Linked DNA regions of Homo sapiens: region 1 is linked to region 2. A link is an interaction called in ENCODE POLR2A ChIA-PET data of the cell type or tissue named here. Cell type or tissue: Panc1. All regions are shown on one strand.

Region 1 (8,000 bases), 160 kb after region 2:
CCTTGGAGGTCCCAGTGAAAAGGCATAGGAAGCCTTGTTTTCTGTTTAAAAGGCATACATTTCCATGGCAGTAATGGAATTGTTCAAAATCGGGTGGGAAGTTTAATAGGTTATATTTCTGTCCTGTCGAAGGAAATACAACACGCTGAAGAATTTCTTATCAAACCTGAATCCAAAGTTGCTAAGTTGGACACGTCTCAGTGGCCCCTTTTGCTAAAGGTATGTGGTTAAAATCGTGCATCAGATGAATGCCTGCTTTTACGTTATTTCCAAGTGTTAAACAATTGATTGAGAATGCTTACTGCTGGCATCCTTGACTTTGGGAAGTGCCCACTGATACAGTTTAAAGCAGGATTCCTTAAGGTATCTGAAATGAGAACCAAGTTTTTAAAAAATTGGCAGTGCACTCAACACTGTTGTAGAACACATGTCCCCACAATGTTAAATTGCTGAGTTTGTCAACAGTTCTCAGTTTTTGTACTTAGTCCATCTTGCAGACCTATGCCAGTTTGTGGGCCACATAGTGGTACTGACTCTTTTTTTACATGTGCTCACGACATGGTATTTTGTTTTGTGTTGTGTCGTTGCTTTGTAGAATTTTGATAAGCTGAATGTAAGGACAACACACTATACACCTCTTGCATGTGGTTCAAATCCTCTGAAGAGAGAGATTGGGGACTATATCAGGTAAGTGTTGGGAGGAGGCACTGTGCAAACTTACTTTCTTTTGAAAATGCTTTCACATCAGCTATTCAGGAAGGCAGTGGCATGCCAGAATAGCTTTGTCTTGAATATATAACCTGTACCCGCAGTGAATTATTTTTCTTTTTAACTTTTCAGATTTGTTGTTTCACTGGAGCATTAAGAGTGGGTGATACATTAATTTTTTTTTTTTCCATTCCAGGACAGGTTTCATTAATCTTGACAAGCCCTCTAACCCCTCTTCCCATGAGGTGGTAGCCTGGATTCGACGGATACTTCGGGTGGAGAAGACAGGGCACAGTGGTACGCTGGATCCCAAGGTGACTGGTTGTTTAATCGTGTGCATAGAACGAGCCACTCGCTTGGTGAAGTCACAACAGAGTGCAGGTATGTGGGAGAGGGAGGGAAGGACTGGCTAGAGTGAAAAGCTTTCTGTATTTCCCTTCTATGTTTTGTCTGCTGGAAACTATTTCTTCATTAAGAAAAAAAAAAATCCTAAAGCAAGGATATTGTTTTGGTTTCTGTGTACGTTCTGTCCCCTGCCAGATCTTGGTGGTCCGCGCTTTTTGGAATTCCACATACTAAGCATGTATTCATCAAGCTGACTGGATCCATTTGTCCGGGTTCAGCTCTCAGCTTGTCACTCCAGGCTTCTCACTCTGTGCTACCGCTTCTGCCTAAAGTATCCTTCGTTCATTTTTATCTGAGAAAAGCCTGCTTATCTTGCAAGGCTTTTTCCACGCAGCTTCTACACTGAGTACTCCCAACTGTCCCTGTTAGTACATTGAATTCCCAGTGAGAAAGTGTCTTCATTCTTTCCCACATCATCACCATGAAATCTCTCTTAATGCAAATTTTATAGAAACACAAGGTCAAACTGCCGCTTTTCCTGCTGTGCAAAATGGGAGTGACTGAGCATATAAGAAATATGGAAAACAGAAAACTCAGTGGCCACACCTGACTACTCTTTTGTCATTTTTCAGGCAAAGAGTATGTGGGGATTGTCCGGCTGCACAATGCTATTGAAGGGGGGACCCAGCTTTCTAGGGTAAGTCTGCAATTGTAGGGAGGACACCCTTTGTTGACTTGGATCTCTGAGCCCCTAAACATCTGGAGATGGGTTAGCTGTCCTGACTGACTCCTTTTGTCCCCTTTTCAGTCGGCTGCTGCAGCCAGCCTGGACCAGTGACTGCACATGTACATTCTGATGAGGTGTTTGTTTTCATTTGTGTTTGTTCTTAGGCCCTAGAAACTCTGACAGGTGCCTTATTCCAGCGACCCCCACTTATTGCTGCAGTAAAGAGGCAGCTCCGAGTGAGGACCATCTACGAGAGCAAAATGATTGAATACGATCCTGAAAGAAGATTAGGTGAGTCATTAGGCCTGTGAGTGGGTATGAACACATTCTTCAGGATTCTGTTCTCTTATTAAAAGTAGATGCCCTTGAAGTTGAAGACTTTCTAAAACCTGCCCTACAGCTGGGATATTGTCTGTGGGCGATAGTTTTTGTTATCTTTTGTTGAAAAAGTGAACAGTGCCTAGTAAAGTGAGATGGCTTTTACACCTTTTATGATGACTGCTTCTGCTGGAGTTGAAATGTTTTCATTCTGCATTTGTGTAGTTCGGTGCTTTGTTCAAAGGTAAGTGTTTTCACCAAAGTATGTTTTGCATGTGTTTTTTATTTGTTGCAATTTTGACTGCTTAGAAGTTTCTGTTGTCAGAAGTAAATTTAAGACAATGCCAATTTTCCTCCCATCCATGAAACATACCATGCTGAATATACCTGCAACTTAAGTGTTAAAAATTCTGCTAATATCAGAATTACAGATCTTTTTTTTTTTTTTTTTTTTTTTTTGAGACGGAGTCTCGCTCTGTCGCCCAGGCTGGAGTGCGGTGGCATGATCTCGGCTCACTGCAAACTCTGTCTCCCGGGTTCACACCATTTTCCTGCCTCAGCCTCCCAAGTAGCTGGGACTATAGGCGCCCGCCATCATGCCCGGCTAATTTTTTGTACATTTAGTAGAGACGGGGTTTCACCATGTTAGCCAGGATGGTCTTGATCTCCTGACGTCGTGATCCACCCGCCTCTGCCTCCCAAAGTGCTGGAATTACAGGCGTGAGCCACCGTGCCTGGCCAGAATTACAGATCTTTACAGCAAATGCTTATATTTTAAGAAGTGTGTCTGTCACCTCTAGTCTTGGTGGCTCAGATGAAGGATAACTGCATTTCTCAACCAGTGATGTATTTACAGTAGGTGCTGCTTTTCTTTTGTGTGTGTGTATCTTAGGAATCTTTTGGGTGAGTTGTGAGGCTGGCACCTACATTCGGACATTATGTGTGCACCTTGGTTTGTTATTGGGAGTTGGTGGTCAGATGCAGGAGCTTCGGAGGGTTCGTTCTGGAGTCATGAGTGAAAAGGTATGTGTTACGGGGCTAGAAGTTTTAGAGCTGGTTCTTACCATCTGCCAGCCTTTGATGGCACTCCACTTGCTTCATGTCGTGGGAAAGATGCTTTCCAAAGTGTTGAGTTCAGTCCAGGGCAGCTTCCCTGTTCTGTTAATTAAACTTTGGGACATTAAAATGGGCTAAGGGAGATGATTGGGTAGAAAGTATTATTCTATTCATTTGCCTCCCAGCCTACAAAAATGCCTGCTTGGGGTCTAATACTTCAACGGTTAAAGATGCCTGGAAGAGGGCGCGGTGGCTCACGCCTGTAATCCCAGCACTTTGGGAGGCCGAGGCGGGTGGATCATGAGGTCAGGAGATCGAGACCATCCTGGCTAACAAGGTGAAACCCCGTCTCTACTAAAAATACAAAAAAAATTAGCCGGGCGCGGTGGCGGGCGCCTGTAGTCCCAGCTACTCGGGAGGCTGAGGCAGGAGAATGGCGTGAACCCGGGAAGCGGAGCTTGCAGTGAGCCGAGATTGCGCCACTGCAGTCCGCAGTCCCACCTGGGCGACAGAGCGAGACTCCGTCTCAAAAAAAAAAAAAAAAAAAAAAAAAAGATGCCTGGAAGAGCCAGGACTGAAGAGGCTGAAGACATAATGAGCTTGGACTAGTAAACAAGTGACATTCAGTTTTAGGAAGTTTGGGGTCTGATGGGCTGAGATACAAATAAACTGAATTATTTTCATACATGGCTGCTTTTCAGGACCACATGGTGACAATGCATGATGTGCTTGATGCTCAGTGGCTGTATGATAACCACAAGGATGAGAGTTACCTGCGGCGAGTTGTTTACCCTTTGGAAAAGCTGTTGACATCTCATAAACGGCTGGTTATGAAAGACAGTGCAGTAAGTTCCGGGTTAGGAGTTTATATTTGGAAAGAACGTACTCCAAAGATGAGGCTTGCTCTTTTTATTGTTTTCCTTGGGTTTTATTTTATTTTTTTCAAGTCCAAACCAAGTATATTAATTTAAAGTAAAAGTTTAATGGTAGGCATACTTAAAAATAAGGCACATTAGGCCAGGCACAGTGGCTGATGCCTATAATCCTAGCACTTTGGCAGGCTGAGGCAAGAGGATCACTTGAGTCCAGGAAGGAGTTTGAGACCAGCTTGAGCCCAGGAGATCAAGGCTGTGAGCTGTGTTTTTATGATGATCAGAGAGTTGGCCTTTTATAAATTAAAACATTGTCTTTTTCTCTAACTTGAGGGATAAAAATTTCTGGATATTTAAAATGTTTGTAGTTGGTAATTATTTATATTCAAATCTTGTATAGATGTTCACATTTTTTGTATGTGTATAGGCTGTAATAAATACTGAAAGATGGCACCATAATAGTTGAAAAAACTCAGTCACAAAACAGTGGACAACATAAATGTGATGTCCTCTCCTTATCAAACCATTGGCTTCTGGGTGAATGTAAAGGGAGGGGAGAATGTGATCAAAAGAGGTCTAGGTGAGTGGAGATGGTATGAGGCAGATGGGTGCATTGGGTACCATTGAACCTCTGGAGAGGTAGCCTTAACTTGTACCCACTGACCTATAAATTCTGCACCAAGACTTTTGTGTGATTGGTTCAACAGGGCTCAGTAATCTTGTTTTCAAGTTCTTTAAGAGCCTGTTATTGCCTGGATCTCCAGTAAATCTGTTCTTTCTCCTCATAAGGAGGAGAGAGGAGTAATTAAGGAATGCCAAGGCTATTTTTATGTTTCAAATGAAAATATGGACCACGTGCGGTGGCTCACACCCATAATCCCAGCACTTTGGGAGGCCGGGCCAGGCAAATTGCTTGAGCTCAGGAGTTTGAGACCAGCCTGGGCAATATGGTGAAACCCTGTCTCTATTAAAAATACAAAAATTAGCTGGGCGTGGTGGCACGTGCCTGTAATCCCAGCTCCTTGGGAGGCTGAGAATCACTTGAACTTGGGAGATGGAGGTTGCAGTGAGCCGAGAATGTGCCACTGCACTCCACCCTGGACAACAGAGGGAGGTTCTGCCTGAAAATTAAAAAAAAAAAAAAAAAAAAAAGAAAATACTTGTGAGTCTCTAGAACCTGAAAACCTGAAAGTCTTCTTTACTACTTTTGAGTCGTGTGTAATGTGCGGAGAGTGGTACCTATAGCACAGTGAGGTGGCTCTTCTGAGTACCACTCATGCCCCTTGCAGCTAGTGGGCTATAAGTGTCATCCCTGTTTCCTGGTGTCAGGCCCCACTCCCTTGTTGTCCTCCTTTACTCTGGTGTGGGAGTGGGGTGGAGGGCAGCAGCTGGGCCCCTTACACTTGGTGCCATCTCTGCAGGTAAATGCCATCTGCTATGGGGCCAAGATTATGCTTCCAGGTGTTCTTCGATATGAGGACGGCATTGAGGTCAATCAGGAGATTGTGGTTATCACCACCAAAGGAGAAGCAATCTGCATGGGTAAGAGGGGATGTTTATTTTTTAAATTCTAAATGTTTGTGGTTACATACTAGGTGTATATATTTATGGGGTTCATGAGATGTTTTGATACAGGCATGCAATACATAATAATCACATCATGGAGAATGGGGCATCCATCTTAAGCATTTATCCTTTGTGTTACAAACAATCCTATTTTACTGTTAGTTATTTATCACCTTAGTTATTTTAAAATATACACTTAAGTTATTATTGATTATAGTCACCCCGTTGTGCTATTAAATAGTCTCACTCTTCTTGTTCATTCTTTTGGTTTTTTGGTGGTGGTGTTTTTTTTTTTTTTTTTTTTTTGAGACAGTCTTGCTCTTTTCACCCAGACTGCAGTGCAGAGACGTGACCTCGGCTCACTGCAACTTCTGCTTCCCAGGTTCAAGCGATTCTCGTGCCTCAGCCTTCCGAGTAGCTAGGATTACAGGTGCACACCATGACACCTGGCTAATTTTTTGTATTTTTAGTAGAGACAGGGTTTTGTCATGTTGGTCAGGCTGGTCTCGAACTTCTGACCTCAGGTGATCTGCCCTCCCAAAGTGCTGGGATTACAGGTGTGAGCCACCATGCCGGGCCTGATTTTTTTTTTTTTTGTACCCATTAACCATCCCTACCTCCCTGCCAGCCCCCCACTACCCTCCCAGTCTCTGGTAACCATTCTTTTACTCTTCTCTGTCCATGAGTTCAATTGTTTCGATTCTTAGCTCCCACAAATAAGTGAGAACATGCAATGTTTGTCTTTCTGTGACTGGCCGATTACACTTAATATAACGATCTTCAGTTCCATCCATGTTGTTGGAAATGACAGGATCTCATTCTTTTTTAAGGCTGAATAGTAATCCATCGTGTATATGTACCACATTTTCTTTATCCATTTATCTGTCGATGGGCACTTCGGTTGCTTCCAAATCTTGGCTACTGTGATCTCTTTGATAACACTGATTTCCTTTATTTGGGGTATATACCCAGCAGTGGGATTGCTGGATCCTATGGTAGCTCAATTTAGTTTTTCGAGGAACCTCCAAACTGTTCTTCATAGTGGTTATACTAATTTACATTCCCATCAACAGTGTACAAAGGTTCCCTTTTCTCCACATCCTTGCCAGCACTTGTCATTGCCTGTCTTTTGGATATAAACCATTTTAACTGGAGTGAAATGATATTTCATTGTAGTTTTGATTTGCATTTCTCTCGTGATCAGCATTGAGCACTTTTTCATATGCCTGTTTGCCATTTATTTGTCTTCTTTTGAGAAGTGTCTGTTCAAATCTTTTGCCTGTTTTTTGATCAGATTATTAGATTTTTTTTCCTATAGTGCTGAGTTCCTTATATATTCTGGTTATTAATCCCTTGTCAGATGGGTAGTTTGCGGATATTTTCTCCCATTCTTATGCATATGGATATCTAGTTTTCCCAGCACCATTTATTGAAGAGACTGGTTTTTACCCAGTGTATGTTCTTGGCACCTTTGTCAAAAATGAGTTAAATGTAGGTGTGTGCATTTGTTTCTGGGTTCCTTATTCTGTTCCATTGGTTTATGTGCCTGTTTTTATGCCAGTACCATACTGTTTTGGTTACTGTAGCTCTATACTATAATTTGAAGTCAGGTAATGTGATTCCTCCAGGTTTGTTCTTTTTGCTTAGGATAGCTTTGGCTATTTTGAGTCTTTTGTGGTTCCATGTAAAGTACCAGTGTTTTTTAACTTGTGAAAGCTTAGCTACTGTTGGATTGTCTCTTAAGACTTTAAATGCTCTGCGCACCCTCTTAGTGAATGAACCTTAGAGCTATTCATTTAATGGGTCTAATTTGTACCAGAAGTAAGCATGTCATCAGGATTCCTTAGCTCTGTGAGCAGGCAAGGCAGCCACGGCTTATGGACAGCAGCAGAAAAGGAATCCTTAAAACTTCAAAGGTTCTGTGGCCCCAAAGGGAGTGTGCATGCCGTTCTTATAGACGTCTTGAGCTGCAAGCCTGTTATGTGTATCGTTAGGTGCTTTGGTTAGGTGTTTTTTAACTTCAGAAGTTTAACGTCATTTCAAAGGCCTCCTTCTCATAATGGAGTATTTCCTCCATATGCACATCCTGAGCAAAGGTAACCCCAATTAAAGTAGTAGCTCAGAGTTTTAAAAGTTTTAAAGTGGCATACAACAGTAGAATTGGGGCTCATCAATTATCAATTCTTTCACCCTTCAAATAATTCTTTTCTTTATTCAATGCCTGTAGCTATTGCATTAATGACCACAGCGGTCATCTCTACCTGCGACCATGGTATAGTAGCCAAGATCAAGAGAGTGATCATGGAGAGAGACACTTACCCTCGGAAGTGGGGTTTAGGTCCAAAGGTAAGTGGTACTGGGTTGCGTGCCCTGCCAGGTTCTTTTTTTTTTTTTTTTTTTTTTAAATT
Region 2 (8,000 bases):
AGGTGAGAAGGCCAGAGAGGAAAGGCTCGATCATGTCGGGACTGTAGGCTGCCATCAGGGCTCTGGCTTTCACTGTGAGTGAGGGAAGCCCACTGGACAGCTTAGAGCAGAGGACTGGGGCCACCTGACTTGGGTTTAAAAGCCGCCAGCTCTAGCCATCCAGCCATGGGGCTAGGGTGGCCGGCTGCACCTGGGCCATGTTTGGGCAGAGGTGGCGGGACGGGGTCACGGGACAATGAAACTAAAGACTCAAGCTCTGGGTGAATGAAGCCCGCACTTGTGGACCAGGTTGGGGAGCCCTATCTGGAAAGAGCTGGTCCCTGTGCCCGTTCTCCTCCTCCCTTTCCTCCTGGGACTCCCTTGCAGGCTCACTCCTCCCTATTTGGATTCTTATGCACAGAAGACTCATTCGCTGCTTTTTCTACCATCGCAGCTTTTGAGAGCTTTTCAGCAAGGACTCAATCCCTGTCTTAGTCTGTTTGCATTGCTATAGAGGAATACCTGATGCTGAGAAATTCATAAAGAGTTTTATTTGGCTCATAGTTCTGCAGCTGTAAGATGGGTGGTGCCAGCATCTGCTTCTGGTGAGGGCCTCAGACCACATCTACTTCTGGCAGGAACTGGCGGAAAGCTGGCATCACATAGTGAGAGAGGAAGGATGAGTCATTCCACCTGGAATCTGGGGTGAAGTCAACTCCAGCAGAATCAAAACTGCTGAAGGGAAAGGGAGGGAGTGGTTCTAGGGGAAATATGCACACTGGTACAGGGGAACAGAGGTTGGGTGACAAAACCAACAGGTGCCCTCTGCTGTGGCACAGACATTTCAACACACTCAAAATCCACTTCCAATGTTTTGAAAGAACAGGACTAGGAGAGATGGTTTCTTATTCGAGCAGACTCTTCTTTTATAAAGTAAAGGCGTGTATTTCCAAAGTAATACATGCTTGATGAAAATATTTCAACATGGAAGTCTGAGATTTAAAAGGTGAAGGTTTTATTTCCCTAAAGCTATTGTCCAGCGATGAGCACTCTTGAGCGTGGAGGTGGCTTTCCAGGGAGTTACTGTGCACATCCCTACATGCTCACGTGGCGGGAGCACACTGCCAAAACAAGAGTGTGCCATAGCCTATATGCAGAGATCTGGTGACTTGTTTTAACCTCTTTCTATGCTAGTACCCAACTATCTACCATGCTCTCTCTCTAGCTTCCTCACACTTTTTCCCCTGGGGCAGTTGTGCAGTGATTTATTTAATTTTTCTGCGGCTGATGAACATTTACATTCTAAAAACTATTTACGTGGTGGTGTCATTAAGATGCTGGTGGATTCTACCTAACTTGCAAATCCAGGAGTTTCTCAGATGGATTCCTCAAGGTGGGTGGAAGGGTATGCACCCTAGAGGAAAAGAGAAAGTTAGCCCCAGACAAGCAGAAGGAGGACCTAATAAATCACAAAGCAGACATCAGTGAAACAAGTCAAAGGCTAGTAAAGAATGCTATTGGCCGGGCGCGGTGGCTCACGCCTGTAATCCCAGCACTTTGGGAGGCTGAGGCGGGTGGATCACGAGGTCAGGAGATCGAGACCATCCTGGCTAACATGGTGAAACCCTGTCTCTACTAAAAATACAAAAAAATTGGCCGGGCATGGTGGCAGGAGCCTGTAGTCCCAGCTACTCAGGAGGCTGAGGCAGGAGAATGGCGTGAACCTGGGAAGCGGAGCTTGCAGTGAGCCGAGATCGCGCCACTGCACTCCAGCCAGGGCGACAGAGCGAGACTCTGTCTCAAAAAAAAAAAAAAAAAAAGAATGCTATTAACAGCTCTGTAACTATAAATTCAATGACTTCGATGAAATGTATAATTTCATTGAAAGACACATATTACTAAAACTGACACAAGAAAAAAAGGAGTTTTATATCAATTACCCATATAAATTCATAATTAAAAACCTTGCCACATAGAAAACTCCAGGCTGGGTGCTCTATTGGTTAATGAATCAAACATTTAAGAAAGAAATTCTGGCTCCCCGAGGTGGCTCATACCTGTAATCCCGGCATTTTGGGAAGCCAAGGTGAGAGAATTGCTTGAGCCCAGAAGTTTGAGACCAGCCTGGGCAACATGGTGATACCTCGTCTCTACTAAAAACAGAAAACATTAGCCAGGCAATGTATGCCGTGCTTGTAGTCCCAGCTGCTCGGGAGGCTGAGGTGGGAAAATCACCTGAGCCTGGGGAGGTGGAGGCTGCAGTGGGCCTTGACTGTGCCACTGCACTCCAGCCTGAGCAACAGAGGAGATGCTGTCTCAAAAAAAATTTTTTTTAAATAAGGGGATGAAGATGTCCCTCTTATGGAGCAGACCGTGTCTCAGGTACTGCAGTCAGCCAAAGAACAGATCAAGTGGTCACTCCTTCAGTGAAGAACTCACCGTTTCTGGCTCCTCACCTCCTTCCAAACAATGCACGTCTGCTGTGAATTTTCATCCGGTTCCCCAGCTGATGCTCTCAGAGTCATCTCGGGAATCACAGGGATCCTTAAATCTCCATCCTGTCTCTGGTTGCCCCATCCCCTCCCCCCCTCAACCCTCCTTATACCCCTCCTGTTCCTTTGCTTCTTTGGCCTCTTTTTTACTTGAATTATTAGACTTTTTTTTCCCTACAGCGTTGTTTGAGTTCCTTATGTATTCTGGTCATTAATCCCTTATCAGATGGGTAGTTTGCAAATAGTTTGTCCCATTCTGTGTGTTGTCTCTTCACTTTGTGGATTGTTTCCTTTGCTGTGCAGAAGCTTTTTAACTTGATATGATCCCCGGTTAAATAATTTTTGACGAGAGTGCCAATCCAGCAGTCTCCTCAACAAACAGCGCTGGAACAAGTGGAATTACTCATGCAAAAGAATGATGTTGAACCCCCATGTAATGCAGTAAGTAAAAATTAACGCAAAATCGATCAGCAACCTAAATGTAAGAGCTAAAACCATAAAACTCTTCAAAGAAACCACAGGGTGAATCTACATGACCTTGGATTTGGCAATAGCTTCTTAGATATGAAACCAAAAGTACATGCAGCCAGAGAAAAGATAGTTAAACTGGACTTCATCAGAATGAAAAACTTTTGTGCATTCAAGAACATTATCAAGAAAGTTGTTTTAATTTAGTTCCTTTAAAATGGAGAGTACTCCTTCAGTGATTAGAAGAGCCAGAAGATGGAAACAAAGAACTTCTATTACTCACAGGTTATGGAGGCTACACGGAGGTCATTCAACATGTGCAGAGGGTGTGTGTGGACCTGGGGCACTTGCCTCTATTTGGGTCCAGGGAGATGGTCAGAGCATCGCAGTAGGGGGTGAGAAGATTGGAGGATTCAAAGCAAATGCCCACAAAAAGGGGCTCCCACCACGTGGACCTAATCTAACTTTACATTTGGTCAGGCAGCTGGGTGTGTGTGTGTGTACTGGTGAGATGGCTTTTAGGGGAAGGAAAGTGGAATCGAAGGGCAGCGGTTGGGAACTGGGCTTAGGCTATTAACCAAGGGCATTGTGTGGCATCTGGGGACTCATGTGAAGACAACAAAATGGATGCCAGGTCAGCATGGTAATATTAAGCCTCAACACAAAAGTGAAAAGACAAGCTGAGGAAAGTGAGAAAATATTTGCCAATCATATCTGATAAGGGTGTAGTATCCATAATATACAACACACTCCTAAAACTCAACTCGTAATATACAACACACTCCTAAAACTCAAGCAAAATGATAAACAGTTGAGTTAAAGAATTGACAAAAGACTTAGACATTTCTCCAAAAAACATACAGAAATGACCAGTAAGCACATGAAATGATGCTTAACATCCTTAGTCATTAGGGAAACGCAAGTCAAAACCACAATGAGATACCACTTCACAGTTAAGTTACTAGGATGGTTACTTAAAAAATAGAAAATAGTAAGAGTTGACGAGGATGGGGAGAAGTTGGAACCCTCATCTATTCCCGACTGGAATGTAATCGTGCAGGCACTATGGAAAACTGTTTGGCGGCTGCTCAAAAAGCACAGGTCCTCAAACAGATACTTCTGTGCCAATGTTTGTTGCATCATTATTGACAATAGCCAAAAGGTGGAAACCATCCAAGTGTCATCCATGAACGGATGAATGGATAAACAAAATGTGGCTGTAGTGAGCTAGGATTTCACCACTGCACTCCAATGTGGGTGACAGAGAGAGACCCTGTCTCAAAAAAAAAAAAAAAAGTGATCAGGCTGACGCCACCTGAACCTAAATAGCATCACAATAAAGACAAAGAAAGATGTGGTGCACTTCCTGGTGCAATGTAATGGGAAAGCACAGTCCCACCTGGAGAGTGGTCTTGGCCAAAAAGAAAAATGTTTTCTATTTCTCGAATTCATTATATTTTCCTAGCACAATGTCCAGTTAATCGTTTTTTAAATTTACTACAGTGAATTTATCTTATTGTTTTTCAAATCTCTGCTATACCTATAGTTATATATAATCTTTCCAGACTTCTTTTTTTTTTTTTTTTTTTTTTGAGGTGGAGATCAAAAAAGGATCCAGAGGAGAAGGAAGCCGCTCACACCCTCCGGGGCAGGCATGCGGAGGTGGCATTCACCTGGCTTCCTGCTGGGACTTCCTCACAGCGTGCCCACGTCTCTTGGAAAAACTCCGCTGCTCTGAGACAGAACCGGCTTTGGCACGGCCTGGATGTACCAACCCCCCTCGCCTTCCTCAGTTGTGCAGTGATTTGTTCAGCCTTTCCGCAGCTGGTGGACATTTACATTCTAAAAACTATTTACGTGGTGGTGTCATTAAGATGCTGGTGGATTCTACCTCATTTGCATATCCAGGAGTTTCTCAGATGGATTCCTCAAGGTGGGTGGATGAAGGGGGCCAGCCCCTCCACACCTGTGGGTATTTCTCGTCAGGTGGGACGAGAGACTGAGAAAAGAAATAAGACACAAAGTATGGAGAAAGAACAGTGGGCCCAGGAGACGGCACTCAGCATCCGGAGGACCTGCACCAGCACCGGTCTGTGAGTTCCCTCAGTATTTATTGATTATTATTTTACTATCTCAGTAAGGGGAATGTAGTAGGAGAACAGGGTGATAGTGCGGAGACGGTCAGCAAGAAAACATGTGAGCAAAGGAATCTGTGTCACAAATAAGTTCAAGGGAAGGTACTATGCCTGGATGTGCACATAGGCCAGATTTATGCTTTTCTCCACCCAAACATCTCAGTGGAGTAAAGAGTAACAGAACAGCATTGCTGCCACCAACATGTCTCGCCTCCCGCCACAGGGTGGGTTTTCTCCTATCTCAGAAGAGAACAAATGTACAATAGAGTTTTATACCGAGACATTTAGTTCCCAGGGGCAGGCAGGAGACAGAGGCCTTCCTCTTATCTCAACTGCAAGAGGCTTTCCTCTTTTACTAATCCTCCTCAGCACAGACCCTTCACGGGTGTCAGGCTGGGGGACGGTCAGGTCTTTCTCATCCCACGAGGCCATATCTCAGGCTATCACATGGGGAGAAACCTTGGACAATATCCCGCTTTCCAGGGCAGAGGTCCCTGCGGCTTTCCGCAGTGCATTGTGCCCCTGGTTTATCGAGAATGGAGAATGGCGATGACTTTTACCAAGCATACTGCCTGTAAGCATTTTGTTAACAAGGCACGTCCTGCACAGCCCTAGGTCCCTTAAACCTTGATTCTGTACAACACATGTTTCTGTGAGCTCAAGGTTGGGGCAAAGTTACAGATTAACAGCATCTCGGGGCAAAACAATCGTTCAGGGTACAGGTCAAAATGGAGTTTCTTATGTCTTCCTTTTCTACACAGACAACAGTAACAGTCTGATCTCTCTTTCTCTTGCCTGCATATCCCCCTTTTCTTTCTGACAAAACCACCATCATCATCACGGCCCGTTTTCGCTGGTCACTGTCTCTTCGGAGCTGTTGGATACACCTGTAGACTAACAACAGACAGAACAGACATACAAGGATTAATATGAAATTTACAATAGTGGAACTTCTGATAGTTTTAACCCAAGTGACGGCATTAAGATTTGTGAGGCCATCAGCAGCTTTCACGATTGCCTCAGTTTCTGGCACCAGATTTAAATGGGCTTTTGATGCCTCAAAAATTTGTTCTTTTAATTTTGAAATATCTAAAGTAAGATTATCTTCTCTTCCTTGTAGATGGCATCTAACCATGGCCCAGTGATGCTCAGACTCATTGTAGGCTCGGGGTGTAATACAAAAATCTGACGTATTCCAGTCACACTGTAACTGAAAAAGATATTTCAAGCTCATGAGCCTATCTCGCATCCAAATGACAGTTTGTCTAAGGTCATTAATTTGGTTTGCCAATTTTTGATCTATTTGGGTCTGAGAATTCCACAATTTTGAGGAATTCTTTTGCCAATTATTTACATATTTTACCATTTGAACAGAGGAGTGTAAAGCAATTCCAGCAGCCACAGCAGTAGCTGTGACTGCAACAAGACCCATAATGACTGCAATTAAAGTAAAAATGAATCTTTTGGATCTAGTTAGAACTCCTTTTAATACTTCCATTAAAATATGGACGGATGGGGAAGCCTCCCACGGTCGGTCCATGGACACAGGGATCCACACGCCCTCTCTTGCCCTCACCAGCAGAATATGGTGCTGCCAATCAGAAGTCGAATCAATGCAAGTAAACAATCTACAATTTTCACAGGTTATAGTTTGGGAATCTGGTTTAATAACTATTTTTCCTACAACTAACATATAAGGGGGTTTTACACAACTTTGCAAAGGAATTGTCAGATTGGAATTTAGGTTAATAGTATAATATGGCTTACGATCTCTTGTTCCTATAGCTTCATTTCCAGACCAAATTCTAATGTGGTGCGAGGCCACAGTAAGCTTCCATAATTCTGGGTGTTCAGGACCAACAACAGGACTAACTAACTTTGTTCGAAGTGATGAAATTCCCTTTTCACCCCATTTCCATGGATAGGGTGATTCTAACCTTCTGTAAACCTGGTCCAGCCTTTCAGTTAAATCACTATCATAGGCCGGATTAGTGGGCCAGATGGATGGGGCCTGTGAACATCAGTGAGTCTGGCCTGTACAATCATAATATAATTGGCCTTGAGGGGCCCAGTCTATAATAGTTCCAAATTCATTGTTTTGTAATACCACAGCAGTATCAGCCACACATTCTTCCCAAACTGAGACTTCTGGGCCTTTTGATTCTTTGGGAATTTCCTTGGGGCAAGGCTTCCTCTTAGGCCTAAATTTTAATGATCTTTGATAAGAAGGATCCTGTAAATTATTTATCTGTGGCCCGAGTGACATTTCACTTACCATGTGATAAGTAAATCTATTGCTGGCAATGACAGTAGGTACTTCTACCAACCAATTTTGGGTTGTAGGAATTAAATATCCTGGTGCCTTCCCTAGGCAAATAGGAGGATAATGATACCCAATGGAAATATTTATCATCATTCCTTCTTTTTCAGGTTGGGCAGGGCAACAATCATCTGTGGGGCCTGGTACTCATGCACTATTATTAACACATACTTTAATAGGATTATCTATCCATGTGACTGCCCGAATTAAGGGCGGGAAAGGCACATAGGTCCAGTAAGTATAATTAGCTGCAGCTGCTCCTGCAGACATGGGGACACTTACCACCATTGATACAATCATCAAAACTGCAAGCAGCATATTCTCTGGAGTTTGTGTTACCCTTGTTTTCTTCAGGCTTTTTTCAGCTAACTGTGTCAACTTCTTTAGTTGGGCCCAGGTCGGCGGCTCCACTTCCTTGGTGGATGTCAACTTCATCTGTTCTTCTGATACCACCATTTTGTTCACCTGGCGAGTCGATGATGCTCGATTGCGGGTTTTCTGTCTCCGCGGAGGCGCTTTTCTTTGCATTTCCGATGGGTTCATTGTAGAACTTTAAATGTCTAGTGGGTATCCAAACAGGAAGCTGACTTTTTTCCTGGTGAAACG

Evidence for each region. ChIA-PET counts read pairs that join two places held together with the same protein. Peaks named below come from ENCODE experiments on the same cell type or tissue, not always from the same donor. Only the 100,000 strongest peaks of a DNase experiment are listed, where the experiment ranks them.
Region 1: POLR2A ChIA-PET joins it to region 2 with 5 read pairs; 5 of 35 experiments call an interaction of 5 or more read pairs at or near these places.

The regions. Positions count from the first base shown.
Region 1 is chrX:154,765,312-154,773,311 of GRCh38, forward strand. It overlaps DKC1 (dyskerin pseudouridine synthase 1), which reads left to right. Exons shown (of 15, transcript NM_001363.5): 3 at 133-219; 4 at 596-687; 5 at 905-1,089; 6 at 1,686-1,750; 7 at 1,945-2,071; 8 at 2,991-3,121; 9 at 3,856-3,999; 10 at 5,448-5,568; 11 at 7,820-7,938. SNORA36A (small nucleolar RNA, H/ACA box 36A) reads left to right here and starts at 3,217; the gene lies at 3,217-3,348. MIR664B (microRNA 664b) reads left to right here and starts at 3,285; the gene lies at 3,285-3,345. In Panc1, no CTCF peak of the experiment used is centred here; no DNase peak of the experiment used is centred here; H3K27ac peaks cover 154 bases.
Region 2 is chrX:154,603,542-154,611,541 of GRCh38, forward strand. No RefSeq gene overlaps it. Among named protein-coding and RNA genes, the nearest start is that of CTAG1B, 12 kb to the right of the region's middle. In Panc1, no CTCF peak of the experiment used is centred here; a DNase peak (open chromatin) is centred at 650; H3K27ac peaks cover 2,170 bases.